2 separate regions of the Homo sapiens genome follow, and region 2 is linked to region 1. Evidence: chromatin loops called from intact Hi-C (ENCODE). Cell type or tissue: PC-9. All regions are shown on one strand. Links, peaks and the distances in the headings refer to the core of each region. The heading gives the core; the rest is flanking DNA. Region 1 has its middle 25 kb from the start of SVIL. Region 2 holds the start of LOC107984218 (a long non-coding RNA gene).

Region 1 (9,572 bases), core at 4,255-6,754:
ATATAAAATTACGAAATATAAAATTGACTCTTCTCTAATGGGTAGATGGTTTTGTTGATTTGACATTTTATTTATTTACTTTTTACAAATGTTCAAATAACAACAGTTATTATTATTGTTATTCCTGTGGCTAAACCAACCCTGGATGGCTGAGAATTAATTAGCTGTAATTGTTATTTATAATCAAGATCAGGCATTTGGCATGAATTAAGGAGACAGGGAGAGGTCGCTGAGCTTGAATCCAGGCAGCCAGAGGTCTCCTGCTATAGACAATATTACATCATATTCACACATGCATGTATCTGTCACACACCAACCTGAGTTTTTCTTCAATGTTTGCTACTTATTTATTCATTTTGTGTTTGCTATTAAGCAAGTGGTAGGAGCCATCAAAAAAAACATACATTTAAAAAAAATTATGAATATACATTTTGAAAAAGTGTATGAGAGATTCTTAAAGTTGAGAATTCTGCCCATTAACTCAATTTTTCCACTTGTGATTTTGGTTAATACCATATCCTTGAATCAGAACATCTCCCAGGGTTTTGCAGGAGTGTACTAAAAAATGTATGAGGACCTGATGTGTCCTTTTAAGAACCTGTGCTGTCATGGGATACACGGGAAGGTCATCCAATGGCAGCATAAAGACCATCAAATGGGGAACGTGTCCCGTAGGAAGATATCCCCAAGGACAGAGGGGTAGTGGAGTTTCTGGATCTCACCAGGGAGGATTGTGGTTCTTATTTTAGCTCCCTCTCCTTGATGTGCCCTTGGCGTCAGTTGCTATTTTGACTGTGAGCATCTTCTTGCAGTTGCCGATGTGCTGATTGCCAGCAGCACTCACCGGGAGAACCAGCGGCTGCTCTGCCCACTGCCTCCCTGTCAGTCTTTCCGCATCTCTTTGTTGAGCATGGGGCTCATGCCCATGAAACACTGAAAACATACAGTGCAGGAGAAGAGTCCCGCTGATAAAAAATGAGTCTGATTTTAGAGGGAAAAGTCCATATGGAATATAGGCGTCTCTCAACCAGGGCATGGTGGCTCACGCCTGTAATCCCAGCACTTTGGGAGGCCAAGCAGGGCAGATCACTTGAGGTCAGGAGTTCAAGACCAGCCTGGCCAACATGGTGAAACCCCGTCTCTACTAAAATACAAAAATTAGCTGGGCATTGTGGTGCACACCTGTAATTCCATGGACCTGGGAGGCGGAGGTTGCAGTGAGCTGAGATTGTGCCACTGCACTCCAGCCTGGGCAACAGAGGGAGACTGTGTCTCAAAAGAAAAAAACAAAAAAAAGAAATATAAGTATCTGTTGATTGAGAGGTAAAGTACAGAAAAGTTGTCACCATCAAATCTAATATGTTCTTCATAGTGGAAACTACCGATGTTTACTTACTGAAAAATCCAGTATTTGGAACAATATTCACCATTCTATAGATACTGTCTTACTGTGTAAAAATATTACAAGTCTAGGATCACAAAGTCTTCTATAGTTTTCTTGACAAATAAAATGGGCCATTGGTTAGTGCTCTTAAAATGGTCTATTCTTTTATTATTACTATTATTTAAGAGACAGAGTCTTATTCTGTTGCCCAGGCTGGAGTGCAGTGGTGTGATCATAGCTCACTGCAGCCTCAAATCCCTGGCCTCAAGCAATCCTCCAGCCTCAGCCTTCCAAGTAGCTAGGGCTACAGGTGCATGCCACCACACCCAGTTAATTTTCTTTACTTTTTTGTAGAGATGGGGTCTTGCTTTGCTGCCCAGGTGGGTCTCAAACTTCTGGCCTCAAGTGATCCTCCCGCCTTGGGCTCCCAGAGTGCTGGGATTACAGGCATGAGCCACTGCACCTGGCCTATTATTTGTCCTTCGTCCAAGTGTTCCGTGTGTGTGTGTGTGTGTGTGTACGCGCGCACATACATCCCTGCTGCCCTGTCTTCTAATGCCAGCTTCCCACTTTAATTGTTGCTCATTGCTTCTAACTTGCCTCACACATGTGACAGTCCAGTCACTTACTAGTGGCTTTCCCATCCATGTGTTTGCTTCTGGAATTATTGCTGTCAGAATGGCAAGCCTTGGGCACTAATGTGGTAGGCAGCTATCTGAGGGGTGATGGATGCCTGGAACTACTCCAGACACAGTGATGTCTGCAGGTCACTGTGCAGTTCCAATCAATGGGGACCTTCTCTAATGGGGAGATGGTCTTGTTGATTTGGCATTTTATTTATTTACTTTTTACAAATGTTCAAATAACAATAATGATTATTATGCTTATTGGTATTATTATTCCTGTGGCTAATCCAACCCTTGATGGTTGAGAATTAGCCATATTGTTATTTATAATCAGCATCAGGTGTTTGGCATGAATTCAGGAGACAGGGAGGTCTCTGAGGATGGATGAAGGCAGTCAGAGAAGCTCTCCTGGAAACTGGGGGCATCCAGGCTGAATCCTGAAAGATTTGTATGAGACCGGGGAGGAAGTGCCTAAGGCTCTGTGAAAATGTCTGGAAGAACCAGGTTTCCTTGCTAAAGGCATCTAGGGAAAAAGGTTGGAGAAAGAAGCCAGAATAAAAGTTGGGTCTCATGGCAGCATCATCCCTGAGGTCTGCAGTGGGGGTTGTTGGCTGCTTGGTGAAGAGGGATAAGTTGCTGCTCAATGCCCCAGAACTAGAGGCACTTGCTACTCTAGTAGTTTGGTAGTATGTGAATAAAACTCACTGGGGCCGGGCATGGTGGCTCACTCCTGTAACCTCAGCCCTTTGGGAGGCCAAAGACGGAAGGATCACTTTAAGCCAGGAGTTTAAGACCAGCCTGAGCAACATAATGAGACTCCATCTCAAAAAAAAAGAAAGAAAGTTTATTTGATTTTCAGTTCTAGAATTTGGAAAATGAAAATAAAAACTCACCAGAAACATCCATTCACTGTGAGCACCTCCATGGGCACCATCTGTCAAAGCACAGGCTTGAAACATTAACCTAAAAGGATGCCTTTGTCTGGCATATCTCTCTTCCAGATGCAATTGGTCTAGATTTAGTCCCAGAGTCTAGTCAGAGTTTTTGCACAGGGGGTTGGTAACCTGGTGAAAGTCAGTAACAGTTTGTTTTGTCCGGAAAGAAATGCCTTGGAAAGGTCAAGAGAGCCCCGGAGAGAAGAGACAAGCCCTCCTGGTCTGGCTCCAGCTTAGCTAGCATCTCCTCCTGCTGCATTAATCATGCTCATTCTCCTTTCTCCGGTGCCCTGTTTTCCTCTGGAATTCTTTTCTGCTTTTATTCCGGTTTGACTCGTTTCTCGAACTTCAACCTGTCCCTAAATTTGGACCTTTTCCTGTTTGTATTCTTGCTTTTTTATTTTTCCTAAATGATCCTGACTGCATGAAAGCTGGTTGATGGTGGGGTTTTCCTGTCAATATATTCTGAAGTTTTACTCTCTAGTGACTGAGGTTTTCCCTTTGTCTTTAAGCAAACCAGATTTCTAGGACTCAAGTGTTTCAGGCACAGGCTTTTTTTTTTTTTTCTTGTGAGACGGTGTCTTGCTCTGTCGCCAAGCTAGAGTGCAGTGGCGCAATCTCGGCTCACTGCAACCTCCGACTCCCTGGTTCAAGCGATTCTCCTGCCTCAGCCTTCCGAATAGCTGGGACTACAGGCATGTGCCACCACACCTGGCTAATTTTTGTATTTTTAGTAGAGACGGGGTTTCACCATGTTGGCCAGGATGGTCTTGATCTCTTGACCTCATGATCCTCCCATCTCAGCCTCGCAGAGTGCTGGGATTACAGGCGTGAGGCACCACACCCGGCCCAGGCACAGGCTTTTTAAACTCCTTCTTTGTCCCTGAGCTCATGATTTCACTGCAGATTTTCTTCTATCTGGACTCACAGTTGTAGAGCCCCAAGGCGATTGCTGTGCACACTATGAGTTTGAGAGCCCATGCTCCAGAGGTCAGGAGGGGAATGAGCCAGGGGAAGACGTGAGCGTCTGGGCAGAGATTAGCACTCTCTTTAAGAAGAGGGAGGGATGAGAATGTTTCTATTCTGCCCTTTCTTCTTGGCTTCTTGTGATTCTCTTGGCCCGTTCCCCCCACCAGAATTTTGCTCTGTGGCCTAGGCTGGAGTGCAGTGGTGAGACCATGGCTCACTGCAGCCTCCACCTCCCAGGCTCAAGCGATCCTCCCACCTCAGCCTCCCTAGTAGCTGGGAGGTGTGCAACACCATGCCTGGCTAATTTTTTATATTTTTTGTAAACACAGGGTCTTGCTATGTTGCCCAGGCTGGTCTCAAATTCCTGGGCTCAATTGATCCTCTCACTTTGGCCTCCTAAAGTGCTGGAACAATAGGTATGAGCCACCCCACCCTGCCTTTTTAATTTTTTTTTTGAGTCAAGCAAGGTGTTGCTTTGTTGCCCGAGCTGGAGCGCAGTGGTACAATCGTAGCTCACTGTAACCTGCAACTCCTGGGCCCAAACAATCTTTCTTCCTCAGCCTGTTGGGTAGCTGGGACCATAGGCAGGCCCAGCTAATTTTTAATTTTTTTGTAGAGACAAGGTCTCACTGTATTGCCCAGCTTAGTCTTGAACTCCTGGCCTCAAGCCATCCTCCTGCCTCAGCCTCCCAAAGTGCTGGGATTACAGACATGAGCCACTGTGCCCAGCCCCTGTTTTCTTTTTGAGTAGTTTTCTTTTTCTTTCTTTTGTGGCTGGTTCAATAAGAGGGTCTCCTTTTCCTAAGCAGGCAAAGGATTTTTTAAACCAGTTTGGAGCCCTAAGGAGGAGTCCCAGGGGAAAAAGAGAGGCTTACATTGATCTAGCCCAGTTCTCAAGGCATCAAAGCTTTTTAGTAATAAAGAGATTTGTGGAGGAAAGGGAAAATGATTTTTTTTATTGTTGGAACAAAAAACGGTCTGCTTAAACCCAATAATTTGTCTGTGTTTACCGCAACCATCTCTGTGGCTTACAAGAATGAGTTCATGACTGTCTGAATTCCACCAGGCAGTGGTGACAATAATTTATTTTTTAACCTTGTGGGAACTTCACATGGGCTGACTCCCCTTTGACCCCGCACCCATCACAAGATGATTTTTTCCTAGAAGTTGCCTCTGGGGCTGGGCTTCTGGAGATGAACCCCATTCTCTCTATGCTGGATAAACCAGGCTTCTGACATCCTTCCTGTGGAATATTTATAAAAATGAGCGCCAAGGAATTCAGCTGTGGTTTCTTGCAATGCCTGGTGTGGTGCCAGCTGTTGCCCAGTTCAGAGCCCTCTGTGCTTGAGTGAATTCTTTTCTGACTTTTTCCGGCGGTAAGAATACAAGGAAGTGCTGAGTAGACAACAGAGAGGAGATGAGAAGATGGAACTCAATAGCCTAAGACAAAAGACTTCCCAAAGCCACGCTTGTTAACCACTAACCAGCTGATAAACGAGGGGCTTTCCTCTGTAGTCTGGGATTGCAGGGCTGGAGCCTTCTGTGTTGGGGACCTCTCCCAGGCTGAGTCATTAAGAACCACACAGAGTGTCAACCCTCGAGTCTAAAGAATGACTCTGTAACCTTGTGAGTCATCTTTCATACAAATTGCACCTCGTCAGGCAAACCACAAGGGGAAATGCATGTTTGCCTTAATTCTACTCTGGTACATTCTAGCATAGGTGGGGTTTCCCCTCACTCTTTGAGGAAAATAAATGCAGAGATTGTCTCTGCCTGGAATGCTTGACATAGACCAAGTCATAGCCAAATCACTCACCCTGATGCCTTCGGTGAGTTATTCCAGTCTCCTAACTCTCCACCCAGCATGTCTTTTTCTGTGGAATTGGGTCTTTGTTAGTTCCATCCAACTTCGTGATGAATTTCAACCCATTTCTTATTTTCTCAGTTGTCCCTTTGTGGCAAGGCTGCTGTTCCCAAGCCTCCATATTTGTTCTTTTGTTTTTAATTTTTTTAAAGACAGGGTCTTCCTTGTTGCCCAGGCTGAAGTACAGTGATCCAAACATGGCTCACTGCAGCCTTAACCTCCTGGACTCAAGTGATCCTCCTGCCTTGGCCTCCCATGTAGCTGGGAGCACAGGAGCACACCTCCACGCTCAGCTAATTTGTTCAATTTTTTGTATAGACAGGGTTTCACTTTGTTGCAGACTGGTCTTGAACTCCTGGCCTCAAGCAGTCCTCCCACTTCAACCTTCCAAAGTGCCAGGATTACAGGTGGGAGCCACCATGCCTGGCCATCCCTATATTTGGATCTGATTTTAAATTTGAATTTAGAAAGTACTCATATTTACCAAAAATGATTCTTGCTTATAGACCAAATAATACAATTTTAGTCCTCCCAGAAAAATAAGAGCTTTGGAGAACCATTGCATAGAAATGACTTTATTCACTGAGTTTACGATGAATGGGAAAAATGCATTCTTTTATTGAGCACTTTTTATAAGAGGTTTAAAAAGATACTTTAACCACTGCCTGTAATCTGTAGTTGCTGATGTTGATGAGTATTTGAAAGGGAAAAAGCTCTTTGGAGGCAGCAGATTAATCACAGCAGAGTATCCAGTTTCATTCGTACGTGTGGTTGTCTTGTATTGTTTGCTATTTTCTTTCTCAGATTTTTCAGTAGAGACTTTGTCCTTTTTCAGAGAGAGTTCAAGTGGATGGCCTTGAGGACTTGAAAAGCTGAGATATGATGATTTTGAAGTCATTTCACATCGAAGCCATGATTTAAATATCGGCGTTAAGGTAAGTATTGAGGAAAGAAATATGACACTTTTGTGGTTAACACATTATTGGCTTTGCTTGCACTGTTAGAAGAGATTAAAGCACATTGTGAAGGGTGATTTTGTTTGAATCATGTTCAACAAACCAGAGCTCGAAGAAGATTAAAGCGGCCTCTGTGATGCGGTGTGGAACCATAGACATACAGGAGAGCTGAGCCACTGTGATGGTTGGAAATGTCTTCATTTTTCCTCGATGGTCATGTGTCCCAGTGTGCCCTTTATGAACTTCAGGAAAGAACAGGAAAGCTTACAGCTGTGGTTTTCTTTCTGAGCTGAGCCGTGGCTATTAGGGAGCTTTCGGGGAGTGTGAATTAGATAGGACCTTTACATAGGAGCAGAGCCAGCCAAAGGAGTGAGAACAGGAGCACCCTTCTGGAAACTGTGCTATTTGACCTGCCTCTCTGGAGCAGGAGTTCTCAAAGTGTGTTCCCTGGAACACAGCTCCCTACACCACTAATACAGTGGGGACCTGGGTCAGAGGATGGGTCTATGCCTAAGTGCGTTTGGAAAGCATTGGATTAAAGTTAAATGACCTTCTTCAAAACTAATGAGCTTTGTGAATCTTGATGGGTGTGAGTAGTGGGCAGTGCTCACCAGAGTTCCATGGAACTATTTTCTTGTGAGGCATCTTAAGACCAGTGTTCCATTTGTTCATTAAATATTGATTGCGCACCAGCCATGGATGGTGTTAGATGCTAGGGATGCAGCAAAAACTGAGGTTGACAGTGCTCATGTTTAGATAATAAATACATTAACAATTAAGGAAAGGTAATCATTGAGAGACACAATAGCAAATGTTTAAGAGCCTGGTATCTGCAGCTCAGTGGCTTGGGTTTTAATCCTGGGTTTGACACTTAATAAACTGCATGATCTTGGAAAAGACATGTAACCTCTCTTTCAATTTCCTTATGTGTAAGATGCTTATAATAGTATTCACTTTGTAGATACTATTATTGCAAGGACTAAAATTATGAATATGTGCTGGCAAATACCAAACTTTATATTAATACAAGTGTCATCAGAATATGTACATATATTAATAGTAATTGTTACCAAAACACCAGGGGTTCAATCTGGGTCCTGCTGCTCACTGCACAGAAAGCCAATGCCTGAGACAACAAGTGTTGCCAAGGAAGAAGGCTTTAATTGGGTGCTGCAGCCGAGGAGATGGGAGCTCAGTCTCAAATCCATCTCTCTGACTGACCAAAACTGGCTATATAGCAGGGAAGAAATGTAATCATGTGTGGGAAAACAGGAACTCAGAAGGGGCTTGGAAGCAATCATGTTGAATCAGCGTCCACATTTTATTGTCTGGATGTGATCTGGTGAGTTTCATTTCTTTGATACTTTTTTTGAGAGGCCTGAAGGTCATTTCCTGAGGAAGGATCTCAGATAAAACAAATATAAGTTTCAAATGTTAAGACCAGAAAGTTCAATTTCTATGTTTATTTATTCTTTTTTTTAAAAAAAAAAGCTATATGGGACTGTTGGGTTGGTTTCATAATGGCTGAGTACTTTGAAGGTTCTGTGGTTGCATGAATGGAGAAGATAGAGTGATGGGTGGGGACTTTAAAATAGGATGATCCAGGAATGCCCTGAAGTAGAGACTTGTAAGAATGAGAAATAGCAAGTTATGCGGGTGGCATAGAAAAAGCTTCCAGATTGAAAAGCAAAGGCAAAGAGGATGTCTTGTGCAGAGAAAGCATTTGACAAAATCGAATGCCTCTTCATGTTTTTAAAAAAAAAAAAAACACTCACACTCGGCCAGGCACGGTGGCTCACACCTGTAATACCAGCACTTTGGGAGGCCGAGGCAGGCAGATCATGAGGTCAGGAGATCGAGATCATCCTGGCCAACATGGTGAAACCCCATCTCTACTAAAAATACAAAAATTAGCTGGGCGTGGTGCCACATACCTGTAGTCCCAGCTACTCGGGAGGCTGAGGCAGGAGAAGCACCTGAACAGAAGTCTAAGGTTGCAGTGAGCCAAGATCATGCCACTGCACTCCAGTGACAGAGCAAAACTCCAAAAGAAACAGAAAAAAAAAAAAAAAACCCACACATACACACTCAACAGACTAGGAATAGAAGGGAACTTCTTCAACCTGAAAAAGACATCTATGAAGAACCCACAGCTAACATGACACTGAATGGTGAAGGGCTGAAAGCTTTTCTCCTAAGCTCAGAGACAAGACAAGGATATCCATTCTCACCACTTCTGTTCAGTATTTGTGAACAGTAAATTTTAGGTGCTGTGATGGTTAATATTAGGTGTCAACTTGATTGGACTAAGGGAGGCTTAGATGCCTGGTAAAGTATTTTTTCTGGGTGTGTCTCTGAGGGGCTTGCCAGAGGAGATTGACATTTGAGTTGGTGGAGTGGGAGAGGAAGACCCACCCTTGCTGTGGGTGGGCACCATCCAGTCAGCTGCCCAGCATGGCAAGAGCGAAGCAGTAGAAGAAGGTGGGATAAGCAGCTTGCTGGGTCTTCTGGCTCTGTTTCCTCTTCCTGTGCTGGATGCTTCCTTCTACTCCTCCTGCCCTTGGACATCAAATTCCAGGTTCTTCGGCCTTTAGACTCTGGGACTTGCACCAGTGGCTTGCCGGGGGGTCTAGGGCCTTTGGCCACAGACTGAAGGCTGCACTATTGACTTCCCCAGTTTTGAGGCTTTAGGACTTGGACTGACCACTACCAGCTTCTCTCTTCCCCAGCTTGCAGACAGCCTATCATGGGACTTACCTTGTAATTGTGTGAGGCAGTTCTCCCTAATAAATTCCCTTTCACATGTATATGTATCCTGTTGGTTCTGCCCCTCTGGAG
Region 2 (9,572 bases), core at 3,817-6,316, 340 kb before region 1:
TTAGGACTAGATGACACAGAGAGGGATGGAACCACACAGACCCCTGCATCCTACTAGGAAGTCCCCAGGAAGGGCCTTTGTCACTGCCTTCCTGCCCGAGATGGAGCCCACAGCCTTGGAAATTCCAGAACAGGCCTCTCTGTTCAGATATCAAGTTTCACTCCTGAATGCTCTGCCTTTCTGTTTCATTCTTTCAGTTGGTCTCAGTTGCAGAGGAAGCATTCTGAACTCAGTTTCCTGGTTATTGAGATTTTTATTTATAGAGATACCTCTATAAATCCAGAAGACGCACCCCAGGAACAGATTTCAATTTTTTTTTTTTAAACGAGACTCTGTGACTAAAGGCAAAAATGAAACAGGTGCCAGAAGAAAGTGATGAAAGATATCAGGGGCAAAATTGTGTCCAAGGAGAAAGTTCATGCAGTACAAATTAACATGGCAGCAAATATTCTGAAGGATGTAGACTATCCCCTCGGTGGGTCTTCTCGATGAGGAAGGAGAGCCTGGGGGACTGTGGGGGAAGACAACTGCTGTATTTCATCACGCAGAAGGCACGCCATTTTATTTGCTTCATTCCAAAAAAGGAAGACAAGGCTATTGATGAAATTACTACTTGCCATTGATTATAAGTGCATTCCAATTTCAGAGAAGTTAAAATGTGAGAGAAAAAAAAAGTGCCCGTGCAGTTGATGAAATATGGTAACTAACCTTCATTCATTTGCTTTTTGTGGTTCGGCAAATATGCCTGTCCCCCATGCCTCCCGTGGAGTCCCTTGCTGAGCTGGTTCTGGAAGACCCTGTAAGACTTGCACTGCAAGAGCTCCCCGGCCATTACACACAAGCAATGGAGACTCTAGGGCTTTGGCTATCAAACTTCAACTTGTATCCCAGTGCCTGGAACGCGTTAAAAGAGAAAAAGATGCTGATTTAGTGCATCCGGCATGGGGGCCAGAACACTTCATTTTTAACTAGTACATACGTGATTTTAATGCTAGTGGTCCCATAGCCACTTGAGGTGTCTTCAGACACAGTACAATGGACCATCCACCAGCTCTCCTCTGGGTCCTTTATCTTGGCGCCGGTGTGTGTGCCAGTCATTTGTGCTGGTTGGCCTTCGCCTTCTCTTCTGTCAATTTCCATTCATCTGCCATGTCTGTTTGAGCCTCACGTTCCGCAGCAGCTCCCCTGACCTGGCCAGGTGAGGTTAGGCGGTTCTGGTTTAGGCTTCCCCTTCATACCACTGTAAAGACTGTAATGGAGAGTGCTGAAAGTATCAAATGTCACTGTCCCCTCCTCCTAGGCAACAGTGTCTGGAGGGTTTGGACTGTGTCTGTCTCGCAAATCCACAGGGGCTAACAAAATTCCTGGCACATATCAATAACATGACTTATCAATAAATATTTGTTTTGAAGCAAATTTGTGTCTAGGTATTAGACAAAACAGGGAGGCAGGGTACACCAGGTCCGCTATTTTATTTTGGTAGAGCAGGAGGTCCACACCATAGTACAACAAAAGTTTAGAACAAACAAACCTGGATATGTTTTCACCAAAATGTTAACAATAATGACTTCTGGAATTGGGGTTATGGGTATGTAGGTATGAATGGATTGCTTATCTGTATTTACTATAAAAAAACAAGTATTGCATGAAAAAAATTGGACACGTGGGATCACAGCAAGTTAAAAAGCCTCTGCACAACAAAGGAAACCATCAACAAAGTGGAGGCAACCCACAGAATGGGAGAAAATATTTGCAAACTAACCATCTGACAAGGGATTAATAACCAGATTATATAAGGAGCTCAAACAACTCTATAGGAAAGAATCTAATAAGCTGATTTCAAAATGGGCAAAAGATCTGATCAGACATTTCTCAAAAGAAGGCATACAAATGTCAAACAAGTATATGAAAAGGTGCTCAATGTCACTGACCATTAGAGAAATGCAAATCAAAACTACAGTGAGATATCATCTCATCTCAGTTAAAATAGCTTTTATCCAAAAGACAGGCAGTAACAAATGCTGGCAAGGATGTGGAGAAAGAGAATCCTCATACACTGTTGGTGGGAATGTAAATTAGTACAACCATTATAGAGAACAGTTACGGGGTTTCTCAAAAAACTAAAAATAGAGCTACCATTTGATCCAGCAATCCCACTGCTGGATATATACCCAAAAGAAAGGAAATCAGTGTATCAAAGAGATATCTGCATTCCCATGTTTATTGCAGCACTATTCACACTAGCCAAGATTTGGAAACAATCTAAGTATTCATCAGCAGACAAATGGATAAAGAAAACATGGTACATATACACAATGGAATACTATTCAGCCATAAAAAATAAAGAGATCTTTTCATTTGCAATAACATGGATGGAACTGGAGGTCATTATGTTAAGTGAAATAAGCCAGGCACAGAAAGAGAAACTTGGCATGTTTTCACGTATTTCTGGGAGCTAAAAATAAAAATTGAACTCATGGAGACAGAGAGTAGAAGGATGGTTAACAGGCTGGGGAGGATAGAAGGGAGGGGGGGAGTGAGGATGGTTAATGGGTACAAAAAATAGGCAGCATGAATAAGAGCTAGTATTTGATGGCACAACCAGGTGACTATAGTCAACAATAATTTAATTGTGCAATTAAAAATAACTAAAAAAGTATAATTGGATTGTTTATAACACAAAGGATAAATGTGGGCCAGGCGAGGTGGCTCATATCTGTAATCTAAGCACTTTGGGAGGCCACAGTGGGTGGTTCACTTGAGGTCAGGAGTTCGAGACCAGCCTGGCCAACACCGTGAATCCCCTCTCTACTAAAAATACAACAACAACAAAATAGCCAGGCATGGTGGCTCATGCCTGTAGTCCCAGCTACTTGGGAGGCTGATGCACGAGAATCTCTTGAACCTGGGAGGTGGAGATTGCAGTGAGATCACACCACTGCATTCCAGCCTGGGCAACAGAGCAAGATTCCACCTCAAAAAAAAAAAAAAAAAAAAGATAAATGCTGAGGTGATGGATACTTCCTTTATCCTGATGTGATTATTACACATTATATGCCTGTATCAAAATGTCTCATATACTCCATAAGTATATATAACTACTATGTACTCAAAAAATTAAAAAGTTAAAAAATTTTTACAGTAAAAAAATAAATAAATAAGGTTGAACTTTATAATCACCTAGCATATTGCAAAAATTATGGTGTGCCAATTCTGAATCTAGATCATAAAATACACTATGGCTTCCAACCTGTGCTCTTAGGGAAGCCAACTGCCATGTTGTAAAGGCGCTCCAGCACTCCCGTGGGGAGACCCACATCGTGAGGAATTAAGGCCTCCAGCCAACAGCCAACAGCCAACACCAGTTTGCCAGCCCTGTGAATGATCCCCCATGGACATGGATCTTCAAGCCCAAGTGGAGCCTCCACAGCCACTGACATTTTGAATGCAACCTCCTGAGAGACCTCCAAACCCTCAAGTTCAGCTACTCCTCTGTGCTGGCCCATGGAAACAACATGAAACAGTAATTGTTTATTATTCTTTTAAACTGCTGAGTGTGGGCCGGGCACTGTGGCTCACGCCTGTAATGCGGCATTTTGGGAGGCTGAGGGGGGCAATCACTTGAGCTCAGGACTTCAAGACCAGCCTGGGCAACACTGCAAAACCCTGTGTCTACTAAAAACATAAAAATTAGCCAGGTATGGTAGTATGCACCTGTAATCCCAGCTACTTGGGAAGCTGAGGTGGGAGGATGGTTTGAGCCCAGGAGGCAGAGGTTGCAGTGAGCTGAGATGGTGCCACTGCACTGCACTCCAGCCTAGGTGACAGAGCCAGGCTCTGTCTCAAAAAAAAAAAAAAAAAAAAAAGAGAGAAAGAAAAACCTAAAAGAAAACCTGCTGAGTGTAGAAGCAATTTGTTTTGCAGAAATAGAAAACTTATTAGGAGGTTTGACTTTGAACCTGAGAAGGTTAGAAAACAAAAGAAAAACTTGTAATTGCTACAGAGAAAAGAAGAAATATGAAGAATGGGGCTTGGAGCATTGATTTTGGTGGCCTCATAATTTTGCCATAGAGCCTGTCTTCTTTGTCTTCAACTATGGAAGGACAAATAGAAGCCATTGGAAGAGTTATTTCTGCCTGTGGGAAACGCCACATGCATGAACTTAGACGGCGCACTATGCTTGAATTATGCCAATCTTGTGCTGCACGATTTATACCAAAAATTTTATATGGCTATCTTTATTACAAAGGTAAGATCTGTTACTTTTAGGAGATTTCCTGCAGAGTTATAACTGTACCCATATTATATCTGGTTCAAATCCATCCCACATATATAAGGCTGTACCATGAAGATAAATAAGCTAAACCCAGCAGAAAATGTATTGCATTTACAATAGATCATCTTTATTAAGTTTGAGTGCTTCCAGTGAATGATGCCTACAAAGGGTTTCATTTTTCTCTTCATCTCGAGAAGTTTGAAGTTACAGAACCATTGCATAGACCCTGGAATCATATATTATACAATAGAGAGAAGATGCCTTCTGGTGAAAATAAAACGTGGTTATCAAAGGGCAGGTCTCTTTGATATGCCTCGCTCATGGCCGATCTAGGAATCTCGGGGTGGCAGGGAGGCACCCACTTCACAGACTGAGCTCTGCAATCAGGTGAATCACTTTTGATGTAATTTTGGTTTCTAAAGGAATAGTGACATGGGAGAGAACAGAAAATATACTTGAGGTTTGTGAAATCCAAGTTGAAAATCCTGTCAAGTATCAATACTTATCACTAGCCATTGAAATAAATGGCTTCAGAGGTGACAGATCATAATAATTGGTGTACAGAAGTCACTTTCAGAGGAAAAAGCTCCTTGTAGAGTGAAGCCTGCTGAAAGTGGCCGGCTGACCCAGGCAGCACAAAACTTCTCGGGACATTTTCATGTGGGGTCCCTTGCCCTTTGTGTAGGAGAGGCCACTCAGTGGGAAGTGGCCCATTCTCCAGAGTGGGAAATGCCGGACTCTGTTCTGCTCCCCATGGGAAGGCGAGGGGCTGACCTCTTGTGCAAGCTGAGCAGAGGTAGCCGCCTGCTGGCATTTCAACGCTAGAGGGCAGCGTACGTGCATGCCAACGGAGGACAGGTTCACTGAGCCCCACATCCAGGCGGGTTGTGCTAATTGCTTGCTGTTTTTCCTACAAGCAGAACCTGCAGACCTGTCTACCTAAAGATCTAGTTGGAAGTACTTTGCTGCGACAGGCTGGCAGAAAAGAGAGGCTTTCAGGGGCTCTGCTCTCTGGACCCCAACTTTATTTCTAAAAATGTGAAGATAACTCACAAGTCCTTTGTTGGAAGCATATCTGGGCCTCAGAGCCAGATAAGATCTGCAATGAGTTGGAGCTTTGTCACTTACCATGCGATGCAGGCATGTCACCCATAGAAAGGGTTGTTGTGAGGATTAAATAAGATGATGTGTGGGAAGGGCTTGGCATAGCACAGTGCCTGGAACTTGCTAAGTGTTCAGTGAGTGTCGATCAGCAGTCATACTGTGCACCAGGAAAGAGGTCCAAGCCAAGCTGGAGCCCCTTAGGAGACAGTGTAGGAACTGGGGCTCCTACATGTCCCACTCCCACGGGAGCTCAGTGAGAGCCCCTCCAGGGCCAGAGACCCTTGCTGACACTTGTTGAACAACAGGGAGACCTCAAGCCACAGGCCACAGAACCTTTGAGCCTGTCCTTCTTCCTGGCACAAAAAGAACGGGTATGAACCCTCTTCTGCAAAGCAGAAGAGCAGCAACATCCATGCAGGTGTGAGGGTCAGTGACTTCCCACTCCCATACGCCTGAGTCCTGCTCACCACTCTGCAGGTCACGGGGTCTCGATTGCTTCCGAGTGCCCGCAAACTCCCTTGTAACCCCCCAACACCCATGTTGGCATGCTGGAGCAGACCGTGGGAGAATTTTGATAACCCAAAACAAAGCCTGGTTATTTAACACACGCATCGCCTGCTTTCAAATGAGCTCAGCCTTGGAAACTGCAGAAGTTTCTAATGGTGCTGACTTCTCACTGTTGATGGCCTGTCACAATTTGTAGATTCTAGTGGGAATGAGTGAGGCTTGAGGGGCATTAAAGATGATCTTGCCAGTGGTGTAGTAGAAATAGCAGAGGGCCTAGAGCCTAGATTTCTCAGTGCTAGACATGGTGATTCACCAAATAGCTGGGTGGCTTTGGACACGTGCTGAACCTCTCATGCCTGACTCTCTTTCCACATAAGCATCATGATAGGGTTATTTTTACCCCTTCCCACCTCACAGGGCAATTGTTAGGGTAAATGAGGTTAAAGTACTTTACACATGCATAGCACTTGCACTTTCTCAATAGTGCTTGGTGGGGAGAAAATTCTCCACGGGTCTTTTGCCTGGAAAGGCAGAAGCCTGTTTTGCCAAGAGAGACACGGACCGCTTTTGTTCCGGACTAGCTTTCCAAGGGTGTTTGTGCAGAGAGCAGCCTGGGAAGATACAGTCAGTGTCTCTGTCTCCAGAGGAAAGGGCAGGTTTGTTTACTGCCCAGTAGAATAAAGATAATGTCTCTCTCAGGGACAAAGGTCAGGCAGGCTTCCTACTCATACTAAAAATAAGTGACTTTCCTAAACTCAGGTTCCTGCCTGGTGTGACCGTCTCACCCGGCCTCTTCACATCGCGCTCTGGGTATTGGAGTCTACGGATCCCACACAAGAAAATGCCGAGACTCTGGCTACTGCTGTTGCAGTGAGTAATAAATTCCCTTGGCTCTGACCCAGGAGTCTTGTGTCTTCTATCCCCATTCATGAAACTGGCAGGCCCACTTGTAACCTGACAAATGGGGTAAAAACCTCAGCCCTGTCACAGTCCTTGACAATTTTCAGCTGCTGTTTTCTTTCCGTTTTTACAACAACTCTGAGAGCCAGGCACATCAGGTATTCCTATTTTGCAGATGAAGTAACAGAGGGTTGGGAAGGTTAGGGATGCTTCCAAGGACAGCTAATACCATGGAACAGTAGACGCTTAGATCTAGAAAATAAATGCTACATAACTAGAGACACTAGTGTCTCCAAACTTCTCTTCCCCAACCTGGATGGGGTAACTAGGAGTTACTTTGCTCATTAGTGTTTTTTTTTTGTTTTTTTTTTTTTACCATTAATCTGCAGCTCCCTACAGAGAGAAAGTGATGTCAATGGGATTTTGCACAATTATCCTCTTGTCCTGGGGTCCCAAAGTACATAGGGCTTTCCCTCAGCCCTTAGTCCTGCATAGATTTTCCCCAGAAAGGCGGTGGCTGCTGGAGCTGAAGCAGCCACACACCTGGGCACCTGTGTGTGGAGGCAGCTGGTGGCCTCCAGACATCCCCCTCGGGAAAGCTGTCAGCCCATGCCAATCAGCAGCTCCTGCCAACCAAAAGGACTGCAGGCAAGGAGCCCTGAGGGTCCTTTTCCCAGGCCTGTGAGTGGAAGGTGACAAAGAGGAGCAGAGAGAGGGAGGGCAGAGGCTGAGCTCCGTGTTCCACCCAGAGAGGAAAGGGCCACTGCTCCCAAGATCACAGCTTCCTCACCGACAAAGGAACTGGCTCTGCCAGACCTGGAGGGACAGTGACAAGAGGAGGGGCCCTTCTGGGGCTTGGCATCTGCTGGGGGCAGGAGGACAAAGTGATGGAGCTTCTCTGAGGGATGTCAGCAAAGGTTGTGGGACCTACAGGGTCCAGCAACCAAGAGATGCAGAACAGCACGACTGTCTCTTCTGTTTATCCCTCTGTTTTATGTTGTGGTTTGGATTTTTTGTTGTTGTTGTTGAGACAGAGTCTCACTCTGTTGCCCAGGCTGGAGTGCAGTGGTGTGATCTTGGCACACTGCAACCTCTGTCTCGTGGGCTCAAGTGATCCTCCTAATTTCAGACTCCAAACTGTGTGTGTGTGTGTGTGTGTGTGTGTGTGTGTGTGTGTGATGTGATGTGAAGGAAGGAGGTGCACACTGGAAAAGGGAAAGCAAATGGGCTAGGCTGACATTTGGTATTTGGGTGACAGCCTCAGGCTCTCAGACAGACTAGAATTAATATAGTAGGGCCCGAGCACTGCATTTGTTTGTTGTTTTGGGCACAAGAAATTTTTTCATAGCCACTCCCCCGCCACCCAGGTGATTCTAACACCCTGCAAGGCCTGAAAACTCTAGTTGGATGGCTGTTCAATACTGCAAGCCCCGGCCACAGGTGGCAATTGAGCGCAGGGAGTGCAGGCGGTCCGAATTGAGACATGCTGTGAACGTAGAATACACCCAGACTTCGTACAGAAAGTGAATGTAAATTAGCTCAATCTTTTTATATTACACAGTGAATATATGTATTACTATTTTGTTTTGTTTTGTTTTGTTTTTTTGAGATGGAGTCTTGCCCTGTTGCCCAGGCTGGAGTGCAGTAGAGCAATCTCTGTTCACTGCAACCTCTGCCTCCCAGGTTCAAGCGATTCTTCTCCCTCAGCCTCCCTAGTAGCTGGAACTACAGATGCCCGCCACCATGCCTGGCTATTTTTTTTTTTTTGGTATGTTTAGTAGATTTGTATTTTTAGTAGAGATGGGGTTTCACCATGTTGGCCAGGCTGGTCTCGAACTCCCGACCTCAGGTGATTCGTCCGCCTCGGCCTCCCAAAGTGCTGGGATTACAGGCATGAGACACCTCGCCTGGCCCTATATATTACTATTTTTGATATACTGGGTTAAATAAAACATACGAGTAAAATTAATTTCACCTGCTTCCTTCTCCCGTTTTTAATGGCGTGATTAAAGAATTTAGTTTGGATCGCATGTGCAGCTCACACCGTATTTCTGCGAGACAGTGCTGCTGTAGCAGCCACTTCATGTTACAGTAAAGGGGCAGAAACTAAGTGGCAGAGCTAGATCCAAGGCAGCGACTCTCCTACCCAAGCCCAGCCTCGGAGCCAGGTGGCCACGTGGTGGTTCTCGGTTGCAACCCCTTACTCCCACGCCATCTTCCACCTCTCGAGTTTTTGAAGGAAGCTTAGTCTTGAAGGAAGAGACATTTCCGTTTTTATCATGGCTGGAAGCACCTAGCAAAATGACTGGCACATAGTAGGCACTGGATGTAGATTGTAAAGTTGATGAATCTTTGACACTTGTTGCCTCCTGAGGGAGCTCGCCTGTCCTGCAAAGCCTTTGCAATGCTGTCCCCTGCTGGCTGGTTATTGGAAGTGCTCAGTGAGGTCCCTAAGAAGCCGGCTTGGGTGTATGCTGAGTACACATGTACTGTGTTGCTTGTGTTGCATGTGTGTACGGTGTATATGCATGTGTTGTGTGTGTTGTGTGAGCTTGCACTGAGTGCACATGTGCTGTGTGTCCTGTGTGTTGCATGTGTGTGTGAAGCATATGCATGTGCTATGTGGGTTGTGTGAACTTGTGTTGTGTGCACATGTATGGTATGTCCTGTGTGGTGTGTATATACATGTGTTGAGTGAACACGTATTGTGAATTTTGTGTATTGCACGTGTGTGTGGTGTGCATGCATGTGTCATGTGTGTTGTAAGCTTGCATTGAGTGCACAT

The links. Hi-C counts contacts between places; a loop is a spot of excess contacts. Peaks named below come from ENCODE experiments on the same cell type or tissue, not always from the same donor. Only the 100,000 strongest peaks of a DNase experiment are listed, where the experiment ranks them.
Region 2: it touches region 1 in a loop (7-fold over the local background); 3 of 110 quality-filtered maps call a loop at or near these places.

What each region holds. Positions count from the first base shown.
Region 1 is chr10:29,655,110-29,664,681 of GRCh38, reverse strand. It overlaps a transcript of SVIL not described here. Among named protein-coding and RNA genes, the nearest start is that of SVIL, 25 kb to the right of the region's middle. RefSeq lists an enhancer at 4,947-6,146. In PC-9, for the core only: a CTCF peak has its summit at 5,653; a DNase peak (open chromatin) is centred at 5,511; H3K27ac peaks cover 2,300 bases.
Region 2 is chr10:29,998,145-30,007,716 of GRCh38, reverse strand. LOC107984218 (a long non-coding RNA gene) reads left to right here and starts at 6,645. Exons shown (of 2, transcript XR_001747403.2): 1 at 6,645-6,757. RefSeq lists a silencer at 9,313-9,501. In PC-9, for the core only: CTCF peaks have their summits at 4,881 and 5,083 (motif pointing right); a DNase peak (open chromatin) is centred at 5,136; H3K27ac peaks cover 367 bases.